2 separate regions of the Homo sapiens genome follow, and region 1 is linked to region 2. The links are chromatin loops, found by intact Hi-C in ENCODE. Cell type or tissue: IMR-90. All regions are shown on one strand.

The links. A loop is a pair of places that touch in the nucleus more often than their neighbours do. Peaks named below come from ENCODE experiments on the same cell type or tissue, not always from the same donor. Only the 100,000 strongest peaks of a DNase experiment are listed, where the experiment ranks them.
Region 1: a loop joins it to region 2, with 4 times the contacts of the local background. A loop is called at or near these places in 1 of 110 quality-filtered maps.

The regions. Positions count from the first base shown.
Region 1 is chr3:174,944,795-174,952,794 of GRCh38, forward strand. All of the region lies in intron 1 of NAALADL2 (N-acetylated alpha-linked acidic dipeptidase like 2), which reads left to right. Among named protein-coding and RNA genes, the nearest start is that of NAALADL2, 89 kb to the left of the region's middle. In IMR-90, no CTCF peak of the experiment used is centred here; DNase peaks (open chromatin) are centred at 1,367, 4,927 and 6,447; H3K27ac peaks cover 5,180 bases.
Region 2 is chr3:175,394,644-175,402,643 of GRCh38, forward strand. All of the region lies in intron 5 of NAALADL2 (N-acetylated alpha-linked acidic dipeptidase like 2), which reads left to right. It also overlaps the pseudogene RNU6-1233P. Among named protein-coding and RNA genes, the nearest start is that of MIR4789, 29 kb to the left of the region's middle. In IMR-90, no CTCF peak of the experiment used is centred here; a DNase peak (open chromatin) is centred at 4,238; H3K27ac peaks cover 4,029 bases.

The sequences.
Region 1 (8,000 bases), 450 kb before region 2:
AGAAGCATGGGTTCCCAGGGGTCACACATTCTGTCACCACTTCCCTGGGCAGGGAGTTTCCACTGGCTCCATGTCACTCCCCAGTGGGCCATCATCCTGCCTTAAGTTTCTTTGTTCTCTGTGGGTTGAGTTGTTTCCTTGATTAGTCCTTGATGAGTACTGGATGTTTCAGTTGAAGGTGCCGTATTTACTTGCCCCTTCAGTTCTTCTGGGTGAGAGGCAGCACACTAGCTGCTTCTAGTCAGCCATCTTGGCTACCCCCTCCCCATCTAGGTTTTAGATTTCTACAAAGCAATAATCTGAAAAGATCATGCAGTGCTTACAAACAATAGGTGTAAATGGTTGTCTGTATTTCTCCATTTGTGGAAAAAGAGGTATACCAGAATTAATGAGAAACCGTGTACCAGGCTCTGAGCCAAGCACTTTTTCAAACATAATCAAATTTAATCCTTATAACTATTGTACAAGGTTAGTACTGGTATCACTACTTGACAGATAAAGAAACTGAGGCTTATGAAGCCCCTTTTGCACTAGGGATGATAACTGGAGAAGCAAATATTTTCACTCAGGCCTGGTTGATGCATATTTTCTGCTCTTCTGTGATACTGCATTGCCTATTATCTGAGATTTGGCCTACATTTAAAATTCTAATCTTGAATCCCTGGGGCAAAAATTTGACAGCAAAATGAGTTATAGCACCTTTGGAAAGCAAAAGCTTGAGCTACCCAAATTTCCTGGATTCCCTGAGGTTTTCCAAAGATATTCTTTAATAGAATTCTCAAACGTTTTGAGCACTTGTATCCCAGACTTCAAGATTGAATAAATGACATTTGAACGTGGCTTGGTTCTATAAGTAATTGGGAAACCTATATTAAAATTCCTAGAATTTGTGGCCTAGAAATCACTTAGAAGAATGGAATTGGAGAGGTCCCTTGAAGACTCCCTTTTACTCTCAAAATATTCTTCAGAAGGGCTGGGCAAGGTGGCTCACGCCTGTAATCCCAGCACTCTGGGAGGCTGAGGCGGGCAGATCGTGAAGTCAGGAGATCAAGACCATCCTGGCTAACACGGTGAAACCAGTCTCTACTAAAAATACAAAATATTAGCCAGGTGTGGTGGCATGCACCTGCGGTCCCAGCTGATTGGGAGGCTGAGGCAGGAGAATCACTTGAACCCAGGAGGTGGAGGTTGCAGTGAGCTGAGATCCTGCCACTGTACTCCAGCCTGCGCAACAGTGAGACTCTGCCTCAAAAAAAAAAAAAAAAAAAAAAAAAAAATTATTCAGAATGAGACAGAAAAAATGTGACCTAATTCTGTGACTATTCCTCTTGTTTATTTCTCTATATATTTCTCCAATTCTTGCCAAGTTTCCTAAGCCTATCAAGAATTTGAGCTCCTAGGTACTTCTTTTACTTAATATTTCTCAATGGAATGCGTTTTTTATAAAAACTAGTTAAATATAATATACATTAGGTCTTTATTTACATTAGGCCAATGTATGTTTGGTCTAGTGTAAATAAAGTATTTCACAAAAATTCAGTAATAGAATCTATGGTAAAGATGGCAGATTTTGGAGTCACGCTACCTAGACTTGAATCCTGTTTTCCTAGTTGTATAACTTTGGCCAAAGTGTAATGTTTATGTCATTCTGTTTTCTTTTAGTTAAACAGGGAATATGATGTCGCCTATCTCATATAGGATTACTTTGAGAATTATATGAGGCAATACTTTTAAAGTCACTTAGAACAGTGCATGTTATAGTATCAAGTAAGTTCTGAATGTATTTTCTTTTATTAATCATTTTTATTTATACATAGTTGAAACATTTTTGTGATTCTGTTTTCACAAAATAATAAAGAGTGAAGGAAGATGGAAGTGTATTATGAAGAAAGGAGGGAGGAAAAGAGAAAGGGAGGGAAGAACGGAGAAAGAGAGAATGTGGAAAGGTAGATGTGAAGTAGGAAGATCAATTAGGAGTATACTTAGGTCTCTGACAGTTCTAACGTGTTTAAATACACAGTGAAAACTCTGCATACTCTCTTGCAATTCTTATATTCATTTATATTGAACATATGAACATTTCTATTTTATATTCATTTATATTGAACACATGAATATTTCTTAGGCAGTTGCTTTGCTACTGTAGCTCACAGACTTAATAAAGGAATCTGCTACTTGCTAACAAAAATAAACATTCAAAAGTTGTGAAGCTAGAACCGTCACTTAGTAACCCTTCACCTCAGCTCAAAGCCATATAAAATCCTTGATATATAACTGTGCTTAATTGCGTTGTGCTCAGTTAGAGCATCATAACTTATCTATAGTGCATTTATCTCTAGGAGGGTCAAATGTATAATTTTGCTGCCACATGATACTGATTTTTCTATATTATAGTTATTCTGGTCAGGTTGTAGGTTAAAAGCAACTCTCAGCATTGTCTTCTTTCAAATGCAACATGAGTGGGTTTTTTTGTTTGTTTGTTTTTTGTTTTTTTCTTTTTTGCACAAGATTACATGTTCAGTTATCCCAACCCTTGCAAAGGAAAATTTATAAGCCTTCCTGGAAAAGCAGAGCTGAAGATTGCTGTTTTATGGTTTCACTTTGATCAAATTTATAGGCATAATCTGAATATGACCTTTTTCTAAGATTAACAGTTCCTTCCTTAAGTGCTGACCATGGTTAGGAATGGTAGTATTGTAATTTGAATTTTTAAAAATTCCCTGGAAAGTACTATTCTTTTCAAGACATAAGAAGAATGTGGGACTCTCAGTGAAAATGGAATTTAGGAATGATGCTAATAGTTCTTCTTTATAAATTTATTATTCTTGGGAAAAAAAACACTGATAACTTTTAAGAAATCTTTTATTTTTTTTCTTTGGTCTTCTAGTATACAGGTTTTAAAAAAAAATCCACATGAATAGTGATATATATACAGACACACACACACACATACTGACACATATACACACACATACACATATGTGCACACATTCTTCTGTATGTACATATTCTGTTGTCAGTGGTGTCTAAATTATTATAATTATTATTTCAAAGACTTGCACTGAGCTTTATTTTCTAATAACAAATATATTTTATTTTGGTAAACTTGCTGCCATTTTAGTAACTAATATTTAATTTTGCTGTATACCTACATAGATGTAAATATAGTTATGAACTGCTATTTTTAACATTTTATATAATTATATTTAATTAGACATGTAACACCTTTGACACGAAACTTGACATATTGTTAATTTTTGCCAGTTAAACCCGTAACTAAATTTAATTCTTTAAAATACAAAATGTTTCCTGAAATGTCATTAGGGCATTCTTACACATAAATATATTCATGGAGGCCCATATAGAACTTATTTATTTATTTATTTATTTATTTATTTTTGAGATGGAGTCTTGCTCTGTCGCCCAGACTGGAGTGCATTGGCTTGATCTCCGCTCACTGCAACTTCCACCTCCCGGGTTGAAGCAGTTCTCTTGCCTCAGCCTCCCTAGTAGCTGGGACTATAGGCGTGTGCCACCAAACCCGGCTAATTTTTGTAATTTTAGTAGAGACGGGGTTTCACCATGTTGGCCAGGCTGGTCTTGAACTCCTGACCTCAGGTGATCCACCCGCCTCGGCCTCTCAAAGTGCTGGGATTACAGGCGTGAGCCACCACGCCTGGCAAGAATTTATTTTTTTATGAATGTTGAATTTATCAGATGTCACTAAAGATAACTTTTGTCTGGTACTTTATTGTGACTATTACTACTTAACCAATCTTCCTAAAACTGAGTGTCACAACACAGTCATTTTATTATCTTTCATGGCTTCTATGGGACAGGAATTTGGACACAGAACAATAAAGATGGCTTTTCTTTCTTCCATGATGTCAGGGGTCTCTTCTGGGAAGATTTGATGGCTGTGGTGACTCAAAAACTGGGGGCTGGAATCATCTAGGGCTGTCTGCACTGATGTATTTGTCCATTGATACTGGTTTTAGACTGAGTCCTCATCTGGACTGTCAGTTGAAACACTTACTGTCTTAGTTCTTTCAGGCTGCTATAAGAAAATATGATAGACTGGGTGACTTATAAACAACAGAAATTTTATTTCTCCCAATTCTGGAGGCAGGGAAGTCCAAGATCAAGGTGCTGGTGAATTTGATGTCTGGTGAAGGCCCACTTCCTCATACACAGTTGTCTTCTCACTCTAGCCTCACATGGCAGAAGAGAAAGGGGTCTCTCTGGTGCTTCTTTTATAAAGACACAAATTCCTTTTATGAGTTCTCTACCCTCTTGACCTAATCATCTCCCAAAGATCCCACCCTCTTGACCTAGTCATTCCCCAAAGATCCTACCTCCTACTACCATCACCCTGGGGGTGATTATTTCAGCATAGGAATTTGGGGGAAACATAAACATTCAGGCCATAGCTCTTACCCATAGCCCTTCAAATGGGCTTTCTCACAACACCCAGTAGGGTTTCAGGTGCAAGTGTCCCCAGAAAGCCAATTGGAATCTATTTTACCTGTTACGACCTAGCCTCGAAAGTCACATAATATCACTTCTGCCATGGTTGCAAGCCTGCCCAGTTCCAAGGGGTGGGGAGGGTTGTCCCTGATACCATCTCTTAGTAGGTAGAGTGTCAAAGTCACACAGTGTAATGGGGGATATTGTTGCAGCCATCATTGAAAAATATAATTTTTTATATTGGTGTAAAAAAAACAAATTCAGTAATCAGCTATTATTGGCTTTTAATATATTTCACACTACATTGACTTTAGTTCCATCTGCAACCTCAGAATTTGGACCAGGACCAACATCACAAATGAGCCATACTATAAACACGGAACACCATTGCACTATGCCCTTTACAAAGGAATGTTAGTATAATCTTACAATTCACTGCAGAGAAATGATCAGTGTTCTGTCCTTTTAGGACATGGCCAAAGAAAACAAACAAAGTTACCCTTAGCTACAGTAGCTAAACATTCAACAACAGAATATGTCTTCACTGCTATTCGGAAGAAGAAGTGTGGAGCAAGAGTAATACTAATATGTGCCAAATAATAGCATATTGAGATAACTATCCATTCCCAGATTCTCTGTGCTCCTTTTTGTGCACTGGTCTTGAGCAGCAGTTCTCAAGATTGTTATCCATTGTCTATTTGCATTGGAACCATTGAGGGCAGGTCTAAGCAAACTACAGCCAGCAGATCAAATCCAGCCTGGTCAGTTTTTTATGACCCGGTTTGCTAAGTATTGGTTTCCTATTTTTAAAGGAGTACAAAAAACAATCAATGACAACAAAATAAAAATAAGAGACAGAGAATACCAAAGTTTAAAATATCTACTATCTGTCCCTTTACAGAGAAACTTTGGTCGCCCCCAGATCTTACATACTTGATGAAAGTGTAGAGTCCTTGGTTTTACCAAGGACTCTACAAACCTACTGAATATGAATTGAGAGTAGGGAGTAGATTTTGGGAATCTGCATCTCTGAAGAGTTCCCAAAAGTTTTATAATACCTGGTATATCTTGAGAATCACAAATTTTGGTTGTCCACAAATCCTTGGAAATATGCTTGGTTTGACTAATTTGACCAATGCATTGATTTTCATTGTTATACTTTGCTGTGTAAAACATACATATACATGATTCTATTCATCACAGTAGATTTTGTGTCATAGCCAAAAAACAATGAGTTGATAATCAAGTGAGCACTATTTTTCTAAAAAAGCTAGGATCCTTTTTAAATCTGGGCTTTGATACTTTTGAAATGTTTTTGAACTATATATGGTGTTCTTGAAGAGTTCAAAGCCTTTTTTTAAAATAGTCATCCTAGAAAATTATTCCCCCAAATAGTAAGGTTGTGCACAACTTTGTTTTAATTGTCAATAATTTGAAACAATTTTAGCATGCCACTATAAAAGGCTAGTCAAACAATTCATATTTGTAATATGACATACTTAGCATCATAAAAGTAGCATTTTACAAAAATAATAAAATAGAAATATGGTCAAACTGAAAATTAAGGAGCTTACAAAATAATTTGTAATTTAATTTCATTTGAATCAAATAGCTATTAACATTTGTATGTTTATATCTATCTCTTTATTCATCTATGTATCTAGCTATTTATCTCTTTTCCTCTCTACTTGTCTCTTTAGATAAAGGATGGAAGGACAGAGAAAAAGATAAAGGACAGAAGGATGTGCTGGTGTCATTAGCAAACATGCCAATCTGTATTTTTCACATTTCTATTTCTGTAATAAAGAAAAATAATTTTACATAAAAAGAGAATAATGCTTAAAATTTCAAATTACATCATTTCCTGCAATGAAGACCTATACAACCCTATTTTAGTTAGAAAGTATTCCATACTTCATATTTGGAATAATACCTTCATGAGTCATGTTAAGTTGGGATGTAAATGTAGCAAAAATACCTTCATGAGTCATGTTAAGTTGAGACGTGAATGTAATTCTCAGGAGGCAAGAATAAATCGTTAGCTTTTTCCATTAGAACAGCAAACTAGGGACAGCCTTCTAAATGATATGGTAAGAAAGAACCTGCAAGCTCACATTATGAACAAATATGCTGACAGATACGACTCAACTAAAATGATCAAAAAAAGAGAAAATAGGCGGAGTGAATTTATTATCTCCAAAGTATAGAGAGGTTATGCTTGAAAGGGTATTTTATGCTGATCCTAATCTGTGTTCTCCTTCCCTTCTTTCTCTAAATCTTTTTAATTTTAATTGATAGTAGATGGTGAGGCAATATATGTTTAGGTAAAGTTAATATAAAGAGTTCAGGTAATAAAACAAAAGTTGTGCCTAAGTGCTTTTATATTCTTTTTACTTGTCGATAGACGCCTTCAACTTTAAATGTTGTAATCAATATAACTTTGTGTTGCATCATCCTTCCTGCAATATGTCTAGCAAAATACTTCAAAATATTTTACAAATACTTGCTGGTTAAATGTTATTTTTCTATTATTACCCCCACTCTGTTCTTACTGCCATAATTTCTCTTTCCTTAAAACCACTAGTGATGTCCTGTATTATTCAACATTGATTTATAGCCTTGGTCTGTTATTATTCCCCTATATCAAACCCTTTATTCCAAGCATACCAAGCTCTTCAGTTTTCTAAACCTAAGATAATTTTGTGTTACTCTATGCCTCTGAACATGCTTTTTCTCTTATCTCTGTTGCCTTCCCCTGTCTAATTCATTAGGCAAACTCTTATTCATTTCCAAGGCCAAAGATCAAACACTTGTTCTGTAAAATTTTATTTGCTACATACTACATCTTTGGTACAACTAAATCTCCAGACCCGTCAGATCCTAATTTGTGATACCACTATGGTAATCTGTTCATCTTTCTAACATAGTTCTTATCATATTACATTGCACTAATTTTCTCTATGACACTTAAAGTAGGTTGTCTTATATTTTAATCTTCAGCACTCAGCACTTAGTAAATATCCAATACATATTTGTCTCACAGATGAATCTCTGTTCCCCTTCGTGACTCTTTTAACATTAAGCATTCTGGCCTAATTATATAATTCTCAGACTGCAGCTCAAATCAATTGCTTATTTTCCCCACTTTAGACAGGATTTGCCTGTGATAGCAATTTTCCTATAACCTCAGAGATAATTGAATAAAGAAGAAAGCCAGGGGTGTTTGGTCCTAAATATTGAGTTCAGTAGGCACATCTATTGTGATTGCTTTTACTCTGAGCCACACACTACTAGAAAATGGACCATGACCTCAGTCTATTGAGGAAGGCAGACAGGCACAGATAATAGAGGGGAATATTGGACTGAAACATGGTAATGGGAAGACACGTAAGGAGGTTGCTGACGTGGTTGTGTTTGTAACCCATGGAAATTAATGTACTAAATTGGAGTCTATGGTGTTGCTTTTAAAAGTGATAACAGTCTGTACTAAAGATGGATTTATATCTGGGTATAAGGAAGCCTGCATGACATTA
Region 2 (8,000 bases):
CAGACATAGATTGTACTACAGTAGTCTCCCCTTATCTGCAGGGGATATGCTCCAAGACCCCAAGTGGATGCCTGAAACCACAGATATTACTGAACGCCATTACAGTCAATCAGCACGTTTCTGTTCATGCTAATGCCTTTTCCATATTTACTAAGCACTAATCATATACTGTGACAGTAACTTTCCAAGTCTGAGGTGCAACAGCAAAACTAGCACAATTTTTTTCCCTTCTCACAATTTGACAGACAATTCATTCTTACCTCCGATTTTAGCAATCTCAGCATGTGATTTTTTTTTTCTTTATTAAGTTGAGAACTTTCACCTTTTTATTCAAGAAAAACACTGCTTATCTTTGGCATGTCACAATTGCCAACATCACTACTTTCATGCTTTGGACCTATTACTAAGTAAAATAAGGATGATTTGAACACAAGCGTTGGGATACCAAGACAGTTGACCTGATGACTGAGATGGCTACTAAGTGACTAATGGGCAGGTCCATAATGCATACAGCATTATATGTATAATGCTGGACAGGGAGATCATTCACATCCCAGGCAGGATGGTGGGGGACAGTGCAAGATTTCATTACACTACTCATTACACCACTCAGAAGAGTGTACAATTAAAAACTTATGATTTGTTTATTTTTTGAAATTTTCATTTAATATTTTCAGATTGCAGTTGATCATGGGTAACTGAATCTGAGGAAAACTAAACTATGGATAAGGGGAGCCCACTGTTATTCATCTTTTCTATCATGCCTTGAAGATTTATTCATTCCCCAAAAATGTCATACTCTTGAGAAGGGCAGCCAGTTTCTCAGTAGCTATCCATTAACAAATTGAAATAGACTAATGGATTGGCAAGGTGATGTGCTAAGTATGCATTCCTTTAGGAATTCCAAGATCCCAACAACAGCCCTGAATCTATAGGAAACTGACCCATCATTGTGAGTTAAAATTTCAATATGACCACATGCCTGGAATGTTAATTCAGCAAAGATCAAGGCGGAACTTCATTTGCCATTTTCATGTAATTTTGTGAAGTATTAATTGCTGATTTCTGTATAATCTTTGCATACTCATGATAATAATGATAGCTATCCATCTCTGAAAAAGGCCGCTGTTTTCAAATATAACTTGCTACAATAATAACAGCTGCCCCTCTCATGAGGAAGTTTGCTGTATTATTTTATATTTTATGAGCAATGAAATGGCAGTATGAACCAATCCTTGACCTCTGACTTCAAGAAATATATGAACTGCTTCTCTTCTAGTTCCTTTGTTACTTTGCATATTACCAAGCATTGGAACAAAGCAAGCATGGTTTTAATTTTCACCTGCCAAAACTGCTAAAATCAATCTTGCTGTATTCAATAAACAACTCACTGTGCATAGATGGGTAAATTTTATTAGTTGATGAATAGCAATGGAATCCTGCCGTTAAATCATAAAATAAAACCCATATATGTGACAAATATCTTTCAGTCCATGACCGTCTTCCTAGGTAACCATATATAGTATGAAAGATGAATTTTCTTATGACCTTATGCGTACAGGACAAAATACAATGATGTTGTAAGTCATGAGCTTCATACAAAGTAGTTCATTCTGAGTAAAGTGTTAGAAAATACTCCCAAGAGTAGGAGGCCATCTTTCAGTACTGATTTTAATTTAAAAACCAGATTAAAAATTAAAACCATATTAAAAATGCCAAGATTTTTAATATGATCAATATTTGATAAGTAATGTTGAATACATTTGTTATTGAGAGGTACATCACTAATATTTTATTAACTTCTTTCCTTCTGGATAATACATCCACGGTGTGAATTTCCACTGGGACCTACAGTTATTAGATCAAGTAGATTGAAGCACACATAACCAAATGGATTTTTTTTTTCCTTGCATTAAGTCCCAAAGCAACTGTCATCATGCACTAGAGACGCCAGAAATCTAGGTCTTTGGTTATACTTACTGACATGGTTTGGCTGTGTCCCCAACCAAATCTCATCTTGAATTGTAGTTCCCATAAACCCACGTGTTGTGGGAGGGACATGGTGGGAGGTAATTCAATCATGGGGATGGTTATGTCCATGCTGTTCTTGTGACTGAGTGAGTCCTCACAAGATCTAATGGTTTTATAAGGAGCTTCCCCCACCACCTTCACTCTGTGCTTCTCCTTGCTGCTGCCATGTGAAGAAGGACATGTTTGCTTCCCCTTCTGCCATTATTATAAGTTTCCTGAGGCCTCCCCAACCCTGCAGAACTGTGAGTCAATTAAACCTCTTTTCTTTATAAATTACCCAGTCTTGGATGTCTTTTTTAGCAGTGTGAGGACAGACGAATACACTTGCTTACTGAATTTGAGACCTATTTTACATTTAAAAATATATATTATAGTGCCTTGATACTTAGTGGCATTTTCGTATTATGGAGTCATTAACAGTGTGATTGCCGTTCCATGGAAACAACAACAACAACAACAACAACACCTATTTGTCTATATTGCCCACTTGAGAATTTAGTTTCAACCTCCTGTTAATGAGATGCTTTTATTGCCACAATTTTTTTAGTTGTTATTATTTTATACATTTTTAAAAAAATATGCTTCACAAATTTGCATGTCATCCTTTCACAGAGGCCATGCTAATCTTCTCTGTATCATTCCAATTATAGTACATGTGCTACCAAAGCAAGCAATTCCCACCATTTCTAAACAGTTCTAAATTTTTTTTTTGAGGTACGCAAGGGAGTGAAGTGGGGCACAGGTATAACAGAGGGATTTGCCCACAATCCATAGCCAAACATAGAGGGCACAATAAGGTCACAGCTTCATGGGGTGAATATTTATTTCTGAGCCCACTGAATTCCCCTAGGGACAGGAAGGCTGAGCAGCAGTGACATCCAGTTATAATTCTGTTATCTTGTTGAAAGCAGGTTCAGTGAGCTGGACAAGTCCCTTCTTATTCTCTAACAGCAACATTAAAACATGAAGCGAGTGTGATTTCTGGATAGAAAGATTCTCCTGAGAATTCTGTGGGTACACCGTGTTTTATTTGTTGTAATATATGCACTTCAAGTTTCTGGGTCAAATGCACACATAGCTTCATGTGGCTTATGTAAGTATCTTGGAAAACAGTTTACAACTTACTGTTTACAGTTTCATAGCCCTTGAGAGAAGTGATGCATTAATTTTCTGGTGAAGATTAGGGGCCTTTTTGCTTTATAGGGGAATTGGGCTAAGAGTTTCCCTAACCACCCAGGTTGTAATCCCTGCCATGTTATTAACACAGTAAAGCCAGTTTATTGTTTTAGTCTTATCTCTTGATTTACAAAATTGAAGTGTTGAATTGGATGTTCTTTAAGGTATTGTGCCCCCAAAACAAACAAAAAAAACTAATGAACAAACAAAACTATGACTTTTCTTGTTAAATATTTCAGTGAGAAAGTTTCTGTTCATTTGGAGTGAAGGGAAGTGTGTAACCCATCATGCTTGTTTAGCAGGGACATTGACAAAGCCAAGGATGATTTTTTTGTGCATGCAAGTTAGATTTCCTGGTGAAAGAACAAGAGAAAGACACTAATTAATTAGAGACACAGAAGGAAGTAAAAAGACAGCCCCAGACTTGACCCTCAGCAGGATTTGAAGCTGACATCCAGGAAACTTTCATTCTTAATTAGTGATGCTTCTGCTACTTTTTTTTTTTTTTTTTTTTTTCCATCCTTTGCAAGCACGGATTGCCCCGGTCCTTTAAAATCTTCTAATTCCCCTCCTCTGCTAATCTGTATCCACATGATGAAAGCACTGTATGGTTCTCATTGTATTGTTTTCAAACTCTGTTATGTGCTTTAGGGCTAAGTTACTCTTAGAGAGACCACTAAAAACAACTATAAGGAAGTTTTTGCAGAAATTTTTCTTAGGATATCTTTTCAGAAAAGGAACTGCTGAGTTGAACTACTGTAAATGACACTTAAAGGTATTGATAAATATTGTCAAACTAGCCTCCAGGAAGATTATACCCCTGGAGGAGAGTGCCTGTTTCCTGGAATTACATCGTTGTTTTATTTTAAACATTTCCACATGGGTTTCATTTTAATTTACATTTCTTTGATGACTAGCAAATAGAACATTTAAGTTTATTAGTCATTTTATTTATTATTGTATGAATACACTATTTATGTTACAGGATAGGGGTCCCGATCCAGACCCCAAGAGAGGGTTCTTGGATCTTGCGCAAGAAAGAATTAAGGGTGAGTCAACAGTGCAAAGCAAAAACAAGTTTATTAAGAAAGTAAAATGATGAAAGAACAGCTACTCCATAAACAGAGTAGAGCATTCTCGAAAGTAAGAGGAGGAATGTGTCCACCCTAGGTACAATTTTTTTTAACCTAGTTAAAAAAATAAAAAATAAAAAAAAGAGAATACTTTTTTTTAACCTAGGTACTTTCTTTTACCTAAGTTAAAAAGAAAAAGATCATGAGGAGATGTGCTCTGCTACAAGGGTTTGTGATAAAGGATTAATTTTCTTAATTACTATATTTTGCAAGAATTAATATTACTGACTTTAAAGCAAAATTAGGAATGCCTTTGTTCTCAAGTTATTGGGATATCAGGACACTCCCAAGTCTGGGTCTGTTTAGTAAACATCATCCATCTGTTCCCTTAACCTGAAGCATGTAGAGGCTAGGAATACCTAACTTTCCGGGAATGCAGCCCAGCAAGTCCCAGCCTCATTTGTGCCAGTTTATTAGGAAAATAAAGGAATGAAAGTATAGCTACTCCATAGACAGATCAGCCCTGTGGGCTGCTGGTTGACCATTTTTATGGTTATTTCTTGATGATATGCTAAACAAGGGGTGGATTATTCATGCCTCCCTTTTTAGACCATAAAGTGTAACTTCCTGATGTTGCCATGGCATTTGTAAACTGTCATGGTGCTGGCAGGAGCGTAGCAGTGAGGATGACCAGAGATCACTCTCATCACCATCTTGGTTTTGGTGGGTTTTGGCCGGCTACTTTACTGCAACCTGTTTTGTCAGCAAGGTCTTTATGACCTGTATCTTTTGCCGACCTCCTCTCTCACCCTGTGACTTAGAATGTTTTAGGAATTCTAAGTCTGGGAATGCAGCCCAGAAGGTCTCAGCCTTATTTTACCCGGCTCCTGTTGAAGATGCAGTTGCTCCAGTTCAAACACCTCTGACGTTTATGTCTTGCCCACTTTCCTTTTGGTGTATCTGTTCATTTTCCTATTTAATCCAACTCTTTATGGTAATGCTATAGCATAGATTCCAACATTTTATGTAATGAATCTCTGAAGTGAAGATATTAATTGATATGTTCCAGACATCAAACATGTTGAGAGCAAAGTTGATTTTTATTTGAAAGATAAGAGGTATGATTATTTTTGTAGTTTTGAACAAATGAAATATACCCTCATTCTCTATATGAAAAGGGACTGAACTGAGCAGTCAATAAATATCTGAAAGAGGGATACAGATGTGAATTCAGAAAAGAGAAAAAAAATCAATCTGCGTTATTCCCACAATATTCTTGGGCTATATTTCATGCTAGGATAATTTGTCCTGTTTCTCCTAAGTCACAGAGACAATGATTTTTAAGGTATTACTGTCAGTCTTTCCCAGGTAACAAGCACAGGATCAAGGGCTTCATCGGTACTGGCCTTGTGATCTCTTTTATGTTGCAGAAACTCCTGTGTAAAGCTCACAGGAAAAGTGAACACATTTAGCTTCCTCTAGAACCAGGACCATGTTTGTCTGTGTCCTTCTTTGAGGCCATTTCTTAATCTCTACTGAAAAGTGAAAGATAAATGGGAATAAAATAAGCTACATATTACAAGATCAGTAAAAAGAGACAAAACAATAAAAATAAGCACCTACATTGAAAGCACTGAGTCAAGCAAAATGAACTACAACAAAGCATTAAGGTGGGTTTGTCAGCTGGATTATTTATAACCCAAAACAATAAAACAAACCTAGGATATAAAGCTTAAAGTTCAATTCTTAAAATAGGTTTAAAGAAAGGGTTGCAGAGTATATATTTTATGTTGTACAATCAACCTTATGGTCTGGGTCAGTTAATAATGCCACTCTTCCCTACTGTAACTATCATAAATGTCATTCATCAATCCAGCATTATTTTCAACTGGGCCTAGACAAAGCCTTAGAATGTCTCCCAACAGAACTCTCCAAGCAGCTATTATCAATCAGGAAGTTGGTATTTGAATTAGCACGTATTACCATTTCAATGCTGGACTCATCTGCTGAAGGTATGTACAGTTTTATTAATTTAAAGATAGAAAAGCCAATCAGCCTTTATGCAGCAAGTTAATTCTTTCTCTAAAGTTAGCGGCTTTCTAGCAAAGGCTTCTTTCTCAGCTCTTGAATCTTCTTTAAGCCAGAGCTTTCCAACTGGAATACACACCAGTAGGTCAAAACAGGTACAGGTACATAGAAGTTATTGATTCCTCAGCCTTGAGAAGGCCAGGTGGGGTTGAAGATACCAGAAATCCTGGGCTGTTATTTACAGCCATAAACAGCCACATCTGTGTACTCCAGTGTGCAGATATTATTGTTTTCTATACATATTATGAAAAAGATGGAAAGTTTTGCTTTGAATTGTGGAACAATCCTGCCCTAGTCAGAGACATTTACTAGTACATGGGTGGTTTCTTTTAACTCTTACTCAAAATGTTAGAATTTTTCAAAATCATCACAATAAAAAAAAGTCAAAGGATTTATATTTTGAATGGAATGTGTGTATATTTATGTACATACAATCAAGTGTCACTTAAAGGCAGGGATATGTTCTGAGGTAATCCTTAGGCAATTTAGTCATTGTGTACCTATCAGAGAGTGTACTTACACAAACCCAGATTATATAGCCTAACACACACCAGGGCTATAGGTATAGCCTATTGCTCCTAGGCTACAAACCTGTACCTGTAAGACATGTTACTGTACTGAACATTACAGGAAATTGTAACACAGTGGGAAGTATTTGTGTGTCTAAACAGCTAAACACAGAAAATGTGCAATATGAGACCACCATCATATATGTGGTCTGCCATTGACCAAAACGTTTTTATGCAGTGCATGACTGTATTTATTATATGTATACCTATTTTTCAGTCTGAGACACAACTGATTTTACCTGGAGTGAAATACATCGCTATTTTTCGGTGAAGCTCCTTCCATGTAAGCATAAAAGTCCAGTAGACGATCATGAGTATTTAAGGAGCATTATTTGATAATGTAGGTTATTTTGGTGGCAGGAGATGTTAAAGCCTAGTTGAGATTAACTTCATGGAGTGACTTCCTAAGGCACTTATATCTTCTCTTTCTCATTCAAATCTATCTAACTTTCATCTCTCTAGACACTTATAATCATGGTACTAGATTGATATGAATTAATAGGTTGATGGAAAATATTTCTTAATAAATTTAAATTTTTCAGGTACAATTAATCTTTAATGACCAGGTATGTGTATTATGGGGCACTGAATGGGAACCAGTTTGAAAACATAAAACAAATTGTAATTTACACATTCAATACAAACAAAACTATAAAGTCAATAAAAAGCAAATTGACAGTTAATTTAATGTGACAGATGATTACTTTTAATAGAAAGCAATCACATTTAACATCACAAATATGAGCTGATTACCCCAGAGCAATTCTTTGGGCCAAGCAGACTGATGCTTCTTCTTGCCTCATAACTGGGTCTCCTTCAATCCTTTCTAAAATTGCTTTTAGAGTGATCATTGCAAATGATTCAGTTCTTTCAATGGCTCCCTACTGCTTACTATAATACACAAATATAAGTTAGTGAACAGAATCCTTTTTATCTGAGTCTTGCTTACCTCCAGCCTCATCTATTTTAATATAATCTATAATTATATAAACAGGTGTATATAATTTTTCCAGCTATACTATACTAAGTATTTGTAGTCTCCATAGATGTCATCCTGTTTCTC